Regions from separate parts of the Mus musculus genome. Here region 1 is linked to region 2. A link is a loop called in an ENCODE intact Hi-C map of the cell type or tissue named here. Cell type or tissue: gastrocnemius. All regions are shown on one strand.

Region 1 (8,000 bases), 120 kb after region 2:
GACTTCACAAGCTGATACTTCAGCTGTTTACTGTATGGTGAGTGCTAGAATATTCTTTTGTTGTAAATGTGAGACTTCTGCAGCTCCTGCAGAAATGATGTTGTACAAGCCTTCCTGTACACAAGCTCTAACAAGATCATCAGCATTTACATCTGACTGTGGCAAAAATGGTGACAAGTGTGCTGGTTTCCTGAGAATTTTTCTCCATCTTCTCTTAGAGTCTTTTACACCTGATGAGCATCTGAGTATCTGCCTTGGACACTGAGGCACCCACAGTCCTCAAATTTCCTTTGTCAACTACTTAGATCAAAGCCACAAGGAAAATGACCTTTAGCCTTGCAAGTCTTTAGAATGAGAGGTCCTTTCTTTTCAACCCACCACCCCTATCCCATTGGATAATGTTTTTGGAAAACTGCTAGTTGCATACTTTAAAGCCTGTGTTCTTAGTAATGGAACATTAAATCATTATCCAGGCCAATGAGTGTCTAAAGGCTGAATTTCCTAGCTTCCTTACCTTCAAATGTCCATTGCTGTGAGTAACTGGCTAACTTCTGAACAGTGGTACCTAAAAGGGTCTGGTATGGGGATGCCCACTGAGCATCTTTCATTGTTTTAGGACATGGCTTCATGTAGCCTAGCTAGCCTTATAACACAGCCAAGAGTAGCCTTGAACTTATGATGCAACACCTCTGCCTTTTGAGACTAGCAGTTTGTATCATCATGCCTAGCTTAAGCAGTATATAAACGCTCTTTGCCATGGTCTCTTTGAAAGAAGGTTTCTATGTCCAGAGCTCCAATGGCTGCCTCAGTCATGGAGATGCAGGCCATGCAGAAGAGTAGATGAAGAGGTGGAAGAAAAATTGATCCACGATTTCATGCAATCCTATTTAGCTCTTTATTATCCCTAGACTTTTTTGACATGATCAAAAAATATAAGCATTTATCTTATTTAAAGTATTATTTTATTTGGTTCCTATTATATAGTTCTTGACTGAGGTTAACTAAACTGATGTGAAGAAAATTATTGTCTTTCTTCCCTTTGAGGAAGTTCAGTTCAGGAAACCATCAGCTATGTCCTGGCTGGTAGTGCTATGGCTGGTAAGTGTGTAACCACAAATGTCCAAAACTGTGATGGCAATTTACTGCCTCTTCGCTGTCAGGACCAAATCAGTTCTCACCTCCGTTCTGACTTTGCAGGCTTCTATCTCACCTTTGAAGATGAGGTAGGACAGAGGCCAAGAGCATGAATCATGGGTTTTCATCATTCACACCTGCACAAGCACAACAAGCTATGTGTCTTGGAATACGTTCACCTCTGTGTCACCACTGTAAAACTAAGGTGGTCAGGTAAACAGTGACTCCCCCACAGTTACTTTCAGAATTAAATGACTTACTGTATGGACATGAATTCAAATTGTTTAACACTAATAAAGGCCATCTAAGCGTAGGCTAGTAATTTTTAAGAGTATTACCAGTACCACTGATACTTAGAATTTGATTTAATGTTGGCAACACTTCCTAGTATTAAGTTTTTGTTTACTTAACTTAGTATGGCCAGTATTCTTGATACTTAGAATTTCATGTTAATAGAACTTGCTAATATTTGGGTTGTTTTGTTTATTTGACTCACTTATTAAATATTATAGGGCTTTAGGAGATAGCTCAGTCAGGAAAGTGTTCCCTGAATTGAATCCTCATAGCCCATATTTTAAATAAAACAAAACTGGGCATGGCAGTCCATGTGAGTGATCGCATCAGTAAGAAGGCACAGGCAGGTAAGTCCCTGGACTCACTAGCCAACCAGAGTGATCGGTGAATTCTAGGCCAGTAAGAGAGCATCTCAAAAAAAAGGGGGTCAGTGCCTCAGGAACCACGCCTCAAGTAGCAACCTGGCATTTTCACTATTTAAAAAGGTCAAGTTCTAAGTCAAGAAAGTAAAAACCCCAGTGTCCTTCGCACACCATAGTTAACTCCATGTGCAATCCTCCTATATTCCATATGTGAACAGACAAATAGAAGCAAACAAATAGACCTGCCTCGACATATATAAATGCATACATCGTCGATTATTTTATGAAAAACGTTTCATACTGCATCTATATCTTCATCTGCTTAGTTTTTGCTAAATATTATTTACGAAATATTGACATTTGCTGAATGTTATTTTACTATTATGTGACATACTTGATAGGACACATAATTACTGTTATAGGAGAGGTGTTCATGATTTTATTTCTTTAAAACAATTTTGTCTGATCTTCCCTACGCATCGACACATACATTTTTCCAGTCTTTTATTACTATAAAAAAAATTGCAAAGAAGTTTCTTGCCTACTATCTTTGTGCACTTGTGTGAGTACATCTATCATAAAAATTCCCCAAAATAGAATGGCAAGGTCAAAGTGTATTTGCATTACAGATGTTGCTGACAAGCTCTCTCGTGTGTGGTCCACGGGTAGGAATGACAATGTCAGTGGATCTCTCCACACGACCTGCAGGATTAGGTGTTACTTACCACACTTCCCAGGGATATTTAAAATAATGCTTTATTGTTTTAATTTGGGTATGAGTGAAGCTGAGACCCATATGGAAATTTATCAGGCCTTTTATTTCTTTTTCAGTGGGATATTTTTGGTTTATGTCTTTCAATATTTGAATCTTGCCATTTGTTTGAGGATTCTCGATTGCTGTGCCCTGGCCTGCCTTACCTCCTACTGCTATCCATTTCCCTTCTGACATGAACCATTTCTAATATGAACCATTCTGCTGGCATCAAGGCTAGTGTGTGCCCTAGCTCCTAATGGGTGTTCTAAGGAGATATAGCAGAGAATCAGGTGGATATATGTTAGCATACACATCTAGCAACAGCCCTGCTTTTTGTGGCCAAGTTGTCCAGATAAAGCAGGGCTATTGATCATAGATTGCCTCCACTGATATGAGACTCCACCAGAGACCCATGCCCTCCAACAACACAATGTGCTCTAGTCAGATCTCAACTGATACCACACCTTGTGCACACATCTAACTCTGGCTAGCTATTTTCCAAGACTCTTGTCAACCCCTCCCAGGCTAAAATGCAACTCTTCTATGTGGAAGAAATGACAGAGCAGGTGGAGTGATCCACCACCCAGTAATGTCAGACTGGGTTTAAATCTCTGACCTTGCATTTCCAGTGTGTGAAGCCGAGGAGGGTCCTATGTTTTGTAATTGTTGGAGTTACTATGAAAGGCAGATGAAACAGTGTGTCAGTAAATACTTTATAACTTTTAACACATCAACCATCAAGTAGTGCAGCAGCTCTGTGACTATTATTCAGAGGTAACATTCATATGTGTAGCAATAGCTATGTTTTTTGTCTGCAGTACTAAAGATTGAATCCAGTGATTCTCCTGCTGTGGATGTCTTCAGGCCTCTATTTTTATTTCCAGATAGGACCTTATTAAACTATACAAGTTGGTCCTTGAAACTGTTATTCAGCCCAGGAAGGCCTTCAACTTATCTTCCTTCCTCGGCTTTCTGAGTAGCAAGATAACTATACCCAGTTGAAACGTTTATTTTATCCACCTATGTATGTTACCTAGGGTCTGGGCCAGTATCTTTTCCTAAACTTCCCTGTGTGTGTGTGTGTGTGTGTGTGTGTGTGTGTGTGTGTGTGTGTGTAATAAGTATTTGCATTATTCATTATCTCTATATATAAATCTATATATGAACAAACAGGCTCTATTTCTGTTCTCTCTCTCTTTCCTGATTTTCATGGGGCACCTCTAAGATCAATTTATAATAGAACAATGAAACTTTCCCTTTAGGTTCTGTCTCTGGGAGTACAAGCAAACATCAACCTCCACATTACTTTGCAAAGAGTAACAAAGAATTCCTGGGCCAGTTTCAAAGGCTGACACTGACCACATACAAAAGAGCAGGTCAGATCCAGCTGAAAAAGAAGAAATCAACATTCTTGATAAAAGCATGCACTTTAGGGCCATACCACCTGGTTCCAATCATGAAGTCCCTGTCGAGATGCTCTCTAAAGAGCTATATTTATGCACGTAGAATACCGCTATCAGCTTTGCTCAGAGAAGTCTTTCTGCAGTGGCCTGTGGTGACTACGGACGCTTATCATTAGTCAAATAAACGGCAGTAGAACTTCTAGCCACTGGGATACCTATAGCACCCTCTTCTAGGCTCAGCGAGCATTCCCCAGGTGGAAAGCACATAAGAGCTATTAGAAGTGTATGTGTTGGGGGAGGGGGGACCTGCAATGCTAACTTCCAGGCACAGCCATGGCTGTAGCACACTTGAACTTGCAGCAGCTATAAGAACTGCACAAGATCAGGTCTATCAACACCCTGCCATGGAAGCAGGAGGAGCATACAGGTCTCTACACCTATAGCAGATTAAAAGTTGATAGGAAAAGTAGAGATATTTTTCCCCAGTGGTGTAGCAACCAGCAAAGTGTACACACTCTTGTAAACAAACTCCCACCCACATTCCCGTAAACAACCCTAATGAAGCCCATTGTGTGTGAGTCACATACACACACAGTGGAGGTTGGGGGGGGGGGCGAGACATAAAAGTTGAAGGAGGGCTAATTAGGAATAAGAGGTTATCAAGCATAGTAGGAAAATATTGTGATGAATTCATTATCATGTCCATTTAATGTATTCACAAAAGCATTAAAGGCTCCCTGATAACTAAGTTTTGCTTCTATGCCTCTCCTGTGCCTCAGCTTTCTAGTGTTAAGTGGGGGGATACCAGTCACTCGTCCACCCTGAAGTCATTGTGAGAATGAAGGAAGTTTTTACTTAGCCCAATTCTGAACCGCAAACAAGCATTGTCTTTCTAGGAACTAAAGATACTGCACTGGCTATATCTGATTGATTTCTTTTCCCAAAAGAATCTAGAAGGTAAATTAGACTATTTTTTTTTTTTTTGGTAAGATTTCTCAATTTTCTAAAATACATCCATCAAGAAAAATCCTTGGATCATGATTTAGTTGTGACAACATTCTGATTGCTCTTTCAAGAACATGTGCAAAGAACTATGTTATGAAACAAGTATGTTTAACACCACTAACATGCAGAGACGCCCTTTCCTCTCCTCCCACAGATGCTGCAAGCCCTTGATTTTTGTTCATCCCAGGGAGTAACAGAGAACAGGCATCCAAGGAACATGGCAAAAGCAATAAATTATCTTTCTGAACAAAGAAACCCAGTTCTAAATCTAGCTCCCAGAACATCCAGGCATGCTGGTCAGCATGTGTGCAGCTGCATAAGATGCTGAACCTCTGAGGGTGCATTGGTTTTCCACAGCATTAACCAATCTGTGTGTCATTTCCCAGGCCACACCCAACTAGCCCACCCTCCTTACCACCTGCCAGTCTGCACCAATGCAAGCCAACCATTTCTTACTCAACTGCTCACTTCTCTGGTCCTGCCCTTGTATGGATTCCGCACTTGCTTATTTTCTCGATGTTTAGGGGCTTAGTTCCCACCACAGTAGGCCCCTGTGTATGCTTAGTGAGTCAGAGTGGTGCAGGGAAACTATAGGACTTTGACATCTGGCAGAAGTAAGGTTGAATTCCAGCTCCGTCATTAGCAAGCTGTGACCTTGGGCAAGTTACTCAATAATTTCCCCCAGCATAGAGTGAATAACCACATTGCCTCAGAGAGTGGTTACGAGGATTAAATCATGGAAGCACAGGGCCGAGTTCTGTGTTTGACACAGGCTCCGAGACCTATTATTCTTACTTTTACTTCTACTCTCTGGTAGTTGTACATAATTCTTTTCTTATAAAATCCAAATTATACAGCCCCTGAGAACAGAAACGGAGCTCTATGGTTCTTTTTAATCTCATAAAAGCATCTAGCACAGGATGCTTACCTATTAGTCAATAACAGTTACTGAAATTATTGGAATGTTTACGTAACACCGAGGTCAAGGGTAGGAGAGACAAAACTAAATCAGAATTAAAACTTGAATTGATTCAGCATCATCAAAGGCAGTGATTTTTCAGATACTCATGTTTGATTTTAAAAAAATAAAACCTTGCATTATGATAAACATGGTAAAATCCTACCAAGCTTCTACTTGCCAACATCTGACCCACTTATCTAGAATGCTATGAGGGCCAATGGCCAAAGTCATCATATTTTGCATGAAATGAGGGCATCTTCCATCAGTGACATGATATAAATTCACAGTACCACGGAGAAAGGCTAGATGATTTGGACATCTTAGTCTCATGCAGGAAGGGAAGAAAGAAGAAGGCTAAACTTCCCAAATCTAGAGCATTATAAGGGTTGAAAGTCTTGAAATAGTTGCACCTTCTTATTCTCTCAGAGATGACCAAGTGATGACAGAGTGTTAGTCTTAACTTTCCAAGCCATGGTTATATAGACTCTACACTGCATAGTAATGCCAATCAACCCTCCATGGCCAAATGAAATAACCACAATAGCACAGGCATTTATGGTGCACAAGGTCTAGGCACTTACCTTGAAATGTTATTCTCTGGATTGACCACATTATAGGGAATAAAAAAGCACAGAGAATGCAAAAGTCCTTGGAGACTCTAGGAAGACTAAGCTTTGTGTCCACACACGTCCCATATTTGAAGCTGTTTAATGACGTCATGTTCATTTATTTCATTTGCTTTTGCTACTGGCCTGTGGAAGTACTCAACTCCTGACAACTGGAACTTGGAAAGATACAGAGAGCTTTCCTGATAGAGAACCTAGTATATCAGAGCTACTTTGTCTAACCATTTTACTTCTATCAAATGTCTGATCATGGTGTAGGTTGACATGGAGAAGGAAAAAAGAGCCAGCTAGCTAGCTCCAAAGACCATAGTTTTGGGGGCACTAATTGTGTGAGGAGGGTGAGTCGCCCTTAAAGCTCAATAATTTTGTCCAATCAGAACATGAAATTGGGTCATAGAGCTAGAGTCACGTACCCTATATTCTACCTGCTGAAATCAAGATAGTAATTCAGTTATTTGTATTTATAAGTAAACCATCGCCTAACAACCAAACTGCCTTCAGGAGTCTTTTTGTTTGTTTGTTTGAATATCCTTGGCTTTATTTATAGGGATAGATGATATTATTTTGTAGCTGATTGTATTGTGAATGCTAATTACATTTCCCCGCAAAAAAAAACTATTTGCATGAGCTTTCAGGAACCTGCACTCAGTTGGTTCTAATTGGTAAATAAAGGTTCCAGCAGTCAATGCCTGGGCAGGGCAGACAGAGGCAGGAGTTTCAGGATTCCCGGGATATGGACAGAGAAGAAAGAGGAGGAGATCGACCTTGCAGGGAAAGGTGGAGGGAAAGAGATACCACACCTTAGAAGGAGCAAGACAGAGAGCATAGCTGCCATGTAAGAGCTGGGAGAATGCAGCCCAAGAGGGCTGCCCAACTGGTTCCAGGGCAGCCAAAGTAGAATACAGAAAGTAGTAACAACTCAGGACTATTGGAGGAAGGTGGGTTAGCCACATGGATGTTAGAAGTAGCCCAGCCATTGAGCTGTTTTAGGTATATCAAAATATAAAGGTTGTGAGTGTGTGTGTGTGTGTGTGTGTGTGTGTGTGTGTGTGTGTTTCATTTGGGAATGTAAACCGTTGGTGGGGGTAGCAGGAACACGCTTCTGGAATTTATTTAATTAACTTTAATTCTACAGAGTCATTTTTGTTTGCACGAATCTCCGCTTTATTTATAGGAACAGATGATATTATATAAATTTGTTTTTTTTAAATTTGAATGAAATCTACAACTCTGACTGACTCCTGGCTTCCCTGAAAGTCAACACTACTTAAGGAAGCCCAGCAGTGCTACCCATCAGGCATCTGACATTGCAGCTGTGCAGATCTGTCACCATTTCAGTCTAGTACCCAAAGTCTGAGGAATTTATCATGGTGCTCACCTTAGTTTCTCTGGTAAAGGGAGGCATAGCGTCTCTAGTTAGGACTCAACCAAAATTGAATGGCAAAGCTCCAAGGTAGTTTA
Region 2 (8,000 bases):
CTTCCAGGGGTGGGTTTTGGGGGTATTGGGAAATTGAGATCTAATATTTGAAAGATGTTTTCCAGTCCTTATTGCACTCAGATGTACACAAACCCCAGATCACAGGATTCCTTTTTACTAAAGTCCTAGCTTGGCCCCAGTAAGGAATAAGATAAAGAAGCCGTGGGTGAATGTAAGCTTGGAAACCAAAACTAGAGTTTGGTGGGTGTATGAGTTCAATAAAGATGAAGTAATGTGTGAACGCCTTAATTATGATTGGATAAAAGTAGCTTAAAAACCCCAGTCTAGCCATCCCAATTCACTCACTCCCAGAGTCCCATGGAGATGCCATCATGCTGAGATCAACCTACCCAGACGTCCACTATCTTGCAAATCTTACCTGATGTGCCACCATCTATGACATTGGGCCAGACAGGAGGTTAGTGAAGTGTGTGTGTGAAAGAATGTGATCCCATTTTGCTACTTGTTACTACTTATGAATAAATAGCTATAACCTAACCTCCCAGTCCCAGGCTTCCTTCTCGCCTCTGTCCTCAATCCCGACTCATGACAGTCCTGCATTTTTGCCTAGTAACCAGGATAATCTACTTGCTGCTCTCCCTCAAAAAAAAAAAAAAATGAGGAAGGGGAATCTCAATATAAGATTAAGGACAACCAAATGCATTGCACTGCCAACCCTCGGATCAATGTCCACTCTCAGATCTTTTAGCTTCCTCTTGCTAACAAAGGCTATAAAGTTGGTAGCTAACTTCAAATCCCAGAGACTGCTGAGATTCTATAAATAGTTCCTTAATCACTTCCTCTCCACTTGATGATGTTTTCAGGGAAATGATTATAGGACTTCCCTACCCAATGAGTGAACAAAAAAGCCAAGGTCATTCTGAATGAGAAGTCCTAACTCTATAATTGAGCTATTAATGAAACTCATGCTCAAATCCAGCTCCTCTCTAATGGGGTACTTTTTGCCTATTGTTTTTCCACTGGCCAGAATGTATGATACCAACTTTGGCCACACCTCTGCAGTCTGATCACGGAGGCTCATAGTCCACAGACGAGCCTCTGGTACCTGATCGGCACCTCTGATGGATGGCACTCTTTCTGTCACAAGGGACCATTAAGCTAAAAGCAAATGCCCTCCCTCACCATGAGACGGCCTGGTCAGGCACATGGCTTCATGCAGCTTAGGGTGAAGTTAGTGGCTATGCTGTCACTGGCCTGATTCCTAGACTGCTTGGATTACCACCCAAACTCCGCTCTCCTGAAAAGTACCTATTCTGGAAAGTGTAGGTCTGGGGAGCCACCTGCTTATTTTTATGTTCTAATTATTCTACTGTGGTCAAAGATCTTAATCTTCCTGTTATCAATTACTGGGCCTTACGAAATCCATTTTTATAAGCTTGTAAAGAATGCTTAGAAAGTATTGGGTTCTGTGTGTTAATTGTGTGTATAAATCTCGTTTTTTTTCTTTTTAATTGTTGATCACTGTCTTTTTAAAATGTATTGAGGTAAATTTCTTAAAATATCTTATAATGAGAGTAGAATTATGAATTTGTCCTTTGTAGTACTGGGCTCTTGCTTTCTTCTTTGCAAAGCTACATTATTAAATTTGTAAAATACCCCTGAGTATTACATACTTTTACTTTGTCAGCATTTACCAGGGTCAAACTTCTCAGATTTTAGTTTATTATTTCATTTTTTTACCTAATGTTAATAATGCTAAATTATCTTTAGTTTTAATATTAATTTCTTGGTGTGTTTTTTACTCAGGCCATTTTACAGAAACTAACCGTACTGTTTTGCGACTTGGATATGTCTTTTACAGTGAACATATAAGTGGACTTTTTCTGGAATAAAGGTATATTCATTCAACAATTAACGGTGAGTGTATCTTATCATCTGAGGCTGCAGCTAGTTGTCCTGGGGATTCCCTATAATCTCTAAGGAGGCCCACAGACTCACCTGATTTAACCTGGATTTCTTTCCTTATCCAGAAACTGACCAGGACCTACAGTAGTGTGGACTTTTCTGAACTTTCTTCTCCATCTTCCTTGATATCATCTATTATTTGTACTTTGATTTCATTTTTAGGTACAAGGTTTTAGTAATTACTTATTCTGTTGAATCAGCAAATTTTTCAATTAGAATCGCCTCATCTTGTTTGTAAAGATAAGTTTAATTAATGCTAGGTCATTTCATCCATAAAAGCTTCTTAAATGAATATACATAAACTACAACGGAGACATGGAGACAGAAGGCCTAAATGACTCCCCTCCTTCTGAAGTAGCTTCTATGTCCCCCAGTATACCTCCTGAACTGTGGCAGGAGTCTCCAGTGTCATGACACAGGCAAGCCACATACTAAACCTGGGGAGTCCCCCCGGAGAGTGGTAGCCAAGCTCAGGTAGGACAGCCAAGAAGCACAAGCTGTAGCTGCCTACTAATCAAAGAAGTTGTAATTGTTTTAAAATATGTTAGGTCATTTCATTAAAAATTAACGTTAACTGTTGGCCTGAATCCAGAAGAGTGGGAAAATGCACTGTAGGGTGATAGTCCTAACACTTTACCCAGAGGTTCTCATGACTCTGTCCTAAGATCAAGAAAATCCCTATGGCTTAGAGACTTTGAGCCACTGGGTACACAGACAGAAACTGAATAAAGACCACTTTCCTCAAATAATGATGAGTTTAGTACAACCCAACACTTACAGTAATCGTTCAGATGGGACAAATCTTTACCATCCTCTAAAACCTGCCGCAAAGGGCCATGGGATTCTCTGCTGTAACACAGAAGAACTGCGAAGGTTATTCCACTGGCTTTCGTGGGTATTAATCCTACCCTGTTTAGTCTCTTCAGCTGGTAGGAGCCCTTTGGGGGCACGTTAAGATAGCACAAACGCACAGCCCTTCTCAAGAATATATATCACATACATATATTTTCACCACTAAAGTCTTATCATATGATCCGCCCTCTCTGAAGTAAGTCTGTTCTACCTGTGGGACCATTGGTATTCAGGGAAACAAACACCAAACACCCTAGGGCTTCACTTTGTCCGGTGTTACCACCTGGTGCCAATAGATGGCAGCAATACCAAGGGACTGCGTAGCCATGGCCGCGGGGAATGTTTTGTGTTACCTTTTCAGTCTAGGTTGTTTTGGTTTTAAGGGCTCAGATCTGTGCCCAGGAAAACATGGTGGTGGGTAGATAAACAGCCTGGAAAATCCTCTCTATTGTCTCACTTCATGTCTTCTCCCACTGTTTCCTGCCAGAGAACTGCTTTCTGGGGTCAAAATTCCCTCTAGGCAGAGTGTGAGGAAATACTAATACATTGCCATCTTCTGTCGGTCTAACACTAGAGTTTGATTGTTCTAATGATACAAGAAGGATAAAAACCTACTGGAGCAAAGAGTCTGTGTCACGTGGTTTGTGCGAGCATATTTGAAGGCGCCTTGGACAATACGATCCCTCTCCCCCTCCCCCTCCCTTCCCCCCCTCTCCCTCTCCCCCCACCCCCCCCCCCTCTCTCTCTCTCTCATATTTTTTTTCTAACTTTAGCCCAGATTGCTTCATTCAGGAGGACTTAAAATTGCTCACCTTACATAAACTCAAGGATAACGCACAAAAGGGAAGAAAGGGGGATTCCCATTGATGAGATTTGAACTAGATAAAATATCTGAAGACTTTCCTGGGAGAAGAAGAAAAATAAAAGGAAAAAGGAAAAAACAGTGGGTTGTCCTAAAGGAACCAACTTCCACTGAGCTGGGTAGAGTTCTCTTGACCAATAGTCGGCTCTGGTTGACTAATGAGAACAGAAAGGACATGATAACACAGCTGCCACAGAAGCAGAGACACAAACCCCACTGCCCTGTCTTCTTCATCAGTAATCAAGATGGTTTCTGAAGCAGAAGGAAGTTCTTCAAGGAACTGGTAGGCCTTGACAATGAAGTCCTTATCTTGACGTGGGCAATAGGGGTATTTCTGGTACTTTTGAGTATAATCTAATATTAGCCAAAATAGCTACCCGTCAAAGACAATGCTGCTAAGCATAGCTTCCCTTTTATTATTTTTGCATTCATTTTACCCAAATTCTGTTTTCTCACCTCAAGTGACCCCTCAAAGAATGCTCTATAGGAACCGAAAAGCCCAGTCTGAATCAGACCTACCTTGTTTCATGTATCGTTTTGTGTTTGTAATAAGCTTAGCCCAGATACTGTGTCTCTTTAACTCTAGGCCTGCCATTGTGTGTTGTTAGTAGACCAGAGTTCAGAGCTCGCTCACTATCACGCAAAATACATTTAATAATCATGGTATACAATCTGATAAGCAAGCCATCTTTCAAATGGACCCGAGTGTCCTCCAAAATGCACTTTTCCCTCTGGACTGTTCAGCTCAGGATCCACTGAGCTCATTGGTGTCAGTCTCCCCTGTCCTTGGGGGTTCATAGTACTTCCCCTTGGCCTTCTGCCATGCACGTGTTCCTCTGTCCTGAAAAGAAAATGGAAATTTTGGGCCATAGAACGTTTCAAATAATAGGTGCACTGATGCTATACTGTCAAATAATTTATTCTTCTGTGACCATGCACAATTAATACAAACGTGTGATTAGAGTACAGAGTTTATTCTCTGTGTAGGGAGGATCTGACCCCGTTTCAGTTGTATTTGTCTCAGGACTCCCATGATTCCAGCTCTCCCCACTTGCTGATGTTAGAACTGATCAGTGAGCAGGGAAAATGTTCATCTGATAAGCCTCCATGGTCAGGGTTCCTGTCACTCATTAGTTAGTGGTCCATGGATGATCATTGTCTAGGTCCAGCATCCTTTAGAATTAGCAAAGTGGAGACATTCTATGTCGTTCCTGCAAAATCTGTTAGCCAGAAGAATTTGAAGGAAGAGTTTCCCCCTCCTCAATTGAGTGATATAAAACAAAAGAAAAACAAATAAGCGGTACGATAAATGCTCTACTCTTTATTTTTTTTTTTTTTCCAAAGAGTAGGTTGCTGCCCAACACCCTCCCAAGGACCTTTGCTCTTTCCCATTTTCCATATTTGGTGCATTAAATGTTGGGGCTTCTTCTCTCCATCTCGAGCCAGTGGGGCTTCTTGAGGTTAACACATATTCTGATCATGATTTCACATTCATCACAAATATTTTCTGCCCCACCTATAGAATCTATCACTTTTCCAAGGAACCTGATTCCTTTCAGACAGAAACAAAATATAGACTTCATGTTCCCAGAACCCAGAGTTTCTTTCTCTCAGAACAGACACACTTACTGGTTTCCCCAAAAGACATACTGAGGAAATGTGTAATTTTTATAAAGAATAGCGCATGCTATATATAGACTCATGCCACCTCTTTTCAGTAGAAATAAAGATTAGTGAATTTTTAAACTCATTAAACTCATTTTTTTTACTTTAATGTTATTTATTTATTCTAGGAATCTCATCCTCTAAAAATGCTAATTTAATTACTTCGTCATTTTTATCCCAATCTAAATGGCAACACTAGTCCTAATAATTATGTAACTGTTGTCACTGGTAACTAGCCAACATAACTCAATCTAAAACCAAGCAAAACAAAACAAGCCTTGAACCTCTTTGTATTCTTAGAATCAGAGTCAGTCTCCCTAGACAAGATGTACAATCTTATTTGCTTATTTGGAGATTTGTATCTGAAAGACATTCAAAGCAATTTTGGTGATTATTGTAAAATAGAATTTATATCTAGTAAGGTTTCAGAGACTAGCAGGCTCTGCTATGCTGTTTTCTCTTTTACTTGGGTTAGTTAAGAAGTTGCCTAAGTTAAGGTAAAGAGCTGGAGAGGTGACTCAGTGGTATAGATTGCTTGATCCTCTTCCGGAAGGCCTGAGTTTGATTTCTGGTACATATTGAGCAGCACACAAACACCTAAAAACCCAGCTCCAGGTGATCTGCACATACATGTGTGTGCACACACACACACACACACACACACACAGAGAGAGAGAGAGAAAGAAATCTATTTCTTTCATATCCCAGATTTCATATTCTTTCCATCTCATGACGTGTAACCAATTTTTAAAGAATTTGTGATTTACCCTACTAGTATAAATAAATGTATATACTTGTATGTTCTCCTTTCTAAGTCTAAGCTATATCACACTATAAACATTTATACATTGCTATACATCTTACATTTGCTGCTTCACGTCCTGGATGCTATACTCACGTCACTAAATATAGAAAAGTCCTTTCTCCTTCCACAGCTATACTCTGTGCCACTATGTGGATGTTACAGTGTTTTAACTACTTTCACCTTGGTTGACGATCAGGTTGCTAATTATTGCTCTATATTTTCTTGATTAAAACCTCCTCGGAGCCCTGCCAACTCGAGTAAACGTTATTACTAACATTTACTATAGAAGCAAGCTACTGCATATGCAGTTAAGGACTTGACCAGCGTCATAAGTTGAGAAAGGAATGGGCAAAATTTAAATTCTCCTCTCATGTTACCTCTGTTGAAAATGTCGAGGTAATATCAACTGTAGTTAGAATATCTGGGAGCTAGATGTGGAAAGGACACACATGCCTTAAGGTAGACTGTGAAGTAAAACTTAGCCAAAGTTCAAGGCTGGAATGTTGAGCCTCAGCCAGCCTGTGGGAAGGGTATCAGAGAAAACAACTGGTCTTTCTGACTGTGTCCCAAGTTACAGGAATGCCAGGCATTCATAAGCAGGTGGATCTATTTTTGGAAGAAAGATCATCTCATTGCTAAAAATCACATCACGTCCCCTTCTGTCGCAGCAAACTTCCAGCCCTGGTACCACGATAAATTCACCAAAGGCTTGCTGTGAAAGATATAGAACAATCCACTCTCCCCCACCTCCTCCTATCACAGGGCCTCTTATTTCCCTTTCCTTGTTCTGTAGACCCATGAAAAGCTACATGCACTAAATCAAACAGAGCAAATGTAGTTTTAATTAAGCCAAAAATCATTAGTCTATTTAGAACAGAAATTAAATTGAGGTTTGAAGGAAGCCTTAAGACTTTAATTAGAATTTTTCATTAATATTCCTTTTATTTATGTGTGTGTGGATTGTTGTTTTTAATTAATATTTTTATTTATTCTTTAAATTTTCATACAGGTAGACAATGTACTTTGTGGTTATATCCACCTATTCCTCCCTCCCTTTTCCTTTATTTTTTTAAAGAGAAAAAGTCTACTCTGGAGACAGAAATAAAGCCCTTCTGTGCTCTCATCTTAAAATGAGCATCCCGGATCCTGGCTTAGTCCAGAATCCTTTTAACCCAATCTCTTCCAAGAGGTTCCTTTCCACAATAATTACATTGGAATAAAGCCTTAACATCCTTGCATTCACAAAGACAGGAGAATCACTGTCACTGTGGCTGGAGACAAAAATCATATTCATTGCACAGTTCTGACTTAGGCAAAACAGACTTTCCAAATGACTCAAAACAAAAGACCTTTCTTTTTCTGCCTTAGTCATCAGAATATCCTGTTCTTGAGTGGCCTTGTTAAGAGAGGTTTTATTGTATAGTGTCTAAGCTTCTAGACCAAACAGACCCAGCAAATTTGCCCCAGGGTCATTGTTGCACTGTAAGTTGGGCAGCAGAAGGCCTGCTTGACCATGGAGGGTCTGACATTATCCATGGTCTAGAATCCTGATATTTGTTCTTTCAAAACAAAACTTTTGGCAAATAAGCCAAGAAACTAAAGTTTTACTCAGTCGACATATTTGAATTTACTGTCTGCAATGTGCCAGGGAAAGGGAAGAGGATTAGATGCAAGGCACATACTCCAGACTGTATGGGAGCTATAGGGAGAGGGAGAAATAAGAGAAGAGAGTTCATATGTGTTGCAAGCTGAAGTCTAGTATTGGACATAGTTTTTAAGTTCTTTGTGCCTCTAATTGATTCACTTCTGAAAGAAGCTAGCAATATGGAAATCGCAAGGTTAATACTAAAACAAGTAGAGTATCTTTACATGTGGTAGGTCCTCCATAAT

What was found. Hi-C counts contacts between places; a loop is a spot of excess contacts. Peaks named below come from ENCODE experiments on the same cell type or tissue, not always from the same donor. Only the 100,000 strongest peaks of a DNase experiment are listed, where the experiment ranks them.
Region 1: a loop joins it to region 2, with 2.3 times the contacts of the local background. A loop is called at or near these places in 2 of 42 quality-filtered maps.

What each region holds. Positions count from the first base shown.
Region 1 is chr15:55,920,929-55,928,928 of GRCm38, reverse strand. Gm46516 (a long non-coding RNA gene) reads right to left here and starts at 5,525. Exons shown (of 4, transcript XR_001781696.1): 1 at 5,409-5,525. In gastrocnemius, no CTCF peak of the experiment used is centred here; no DNase peak of the experiment used is centred here.
Region 2 is chr15:56,042,150-56,050,149 of GRCm38, reverse strand. No RefSeq gene overlaps it. Among named protein-coding and RNA genes, the nearest start is that of Gm46516, 120 kb to the right of the region's middle. In gastrocnemius, a CTCF peak has its summit at 3,075 (motif pointing right); a DNase peak (open chromatin) is centred at 3,081; H3K4me3 peaks cover 471 bases; H3K27ac peaks cover 343 bases.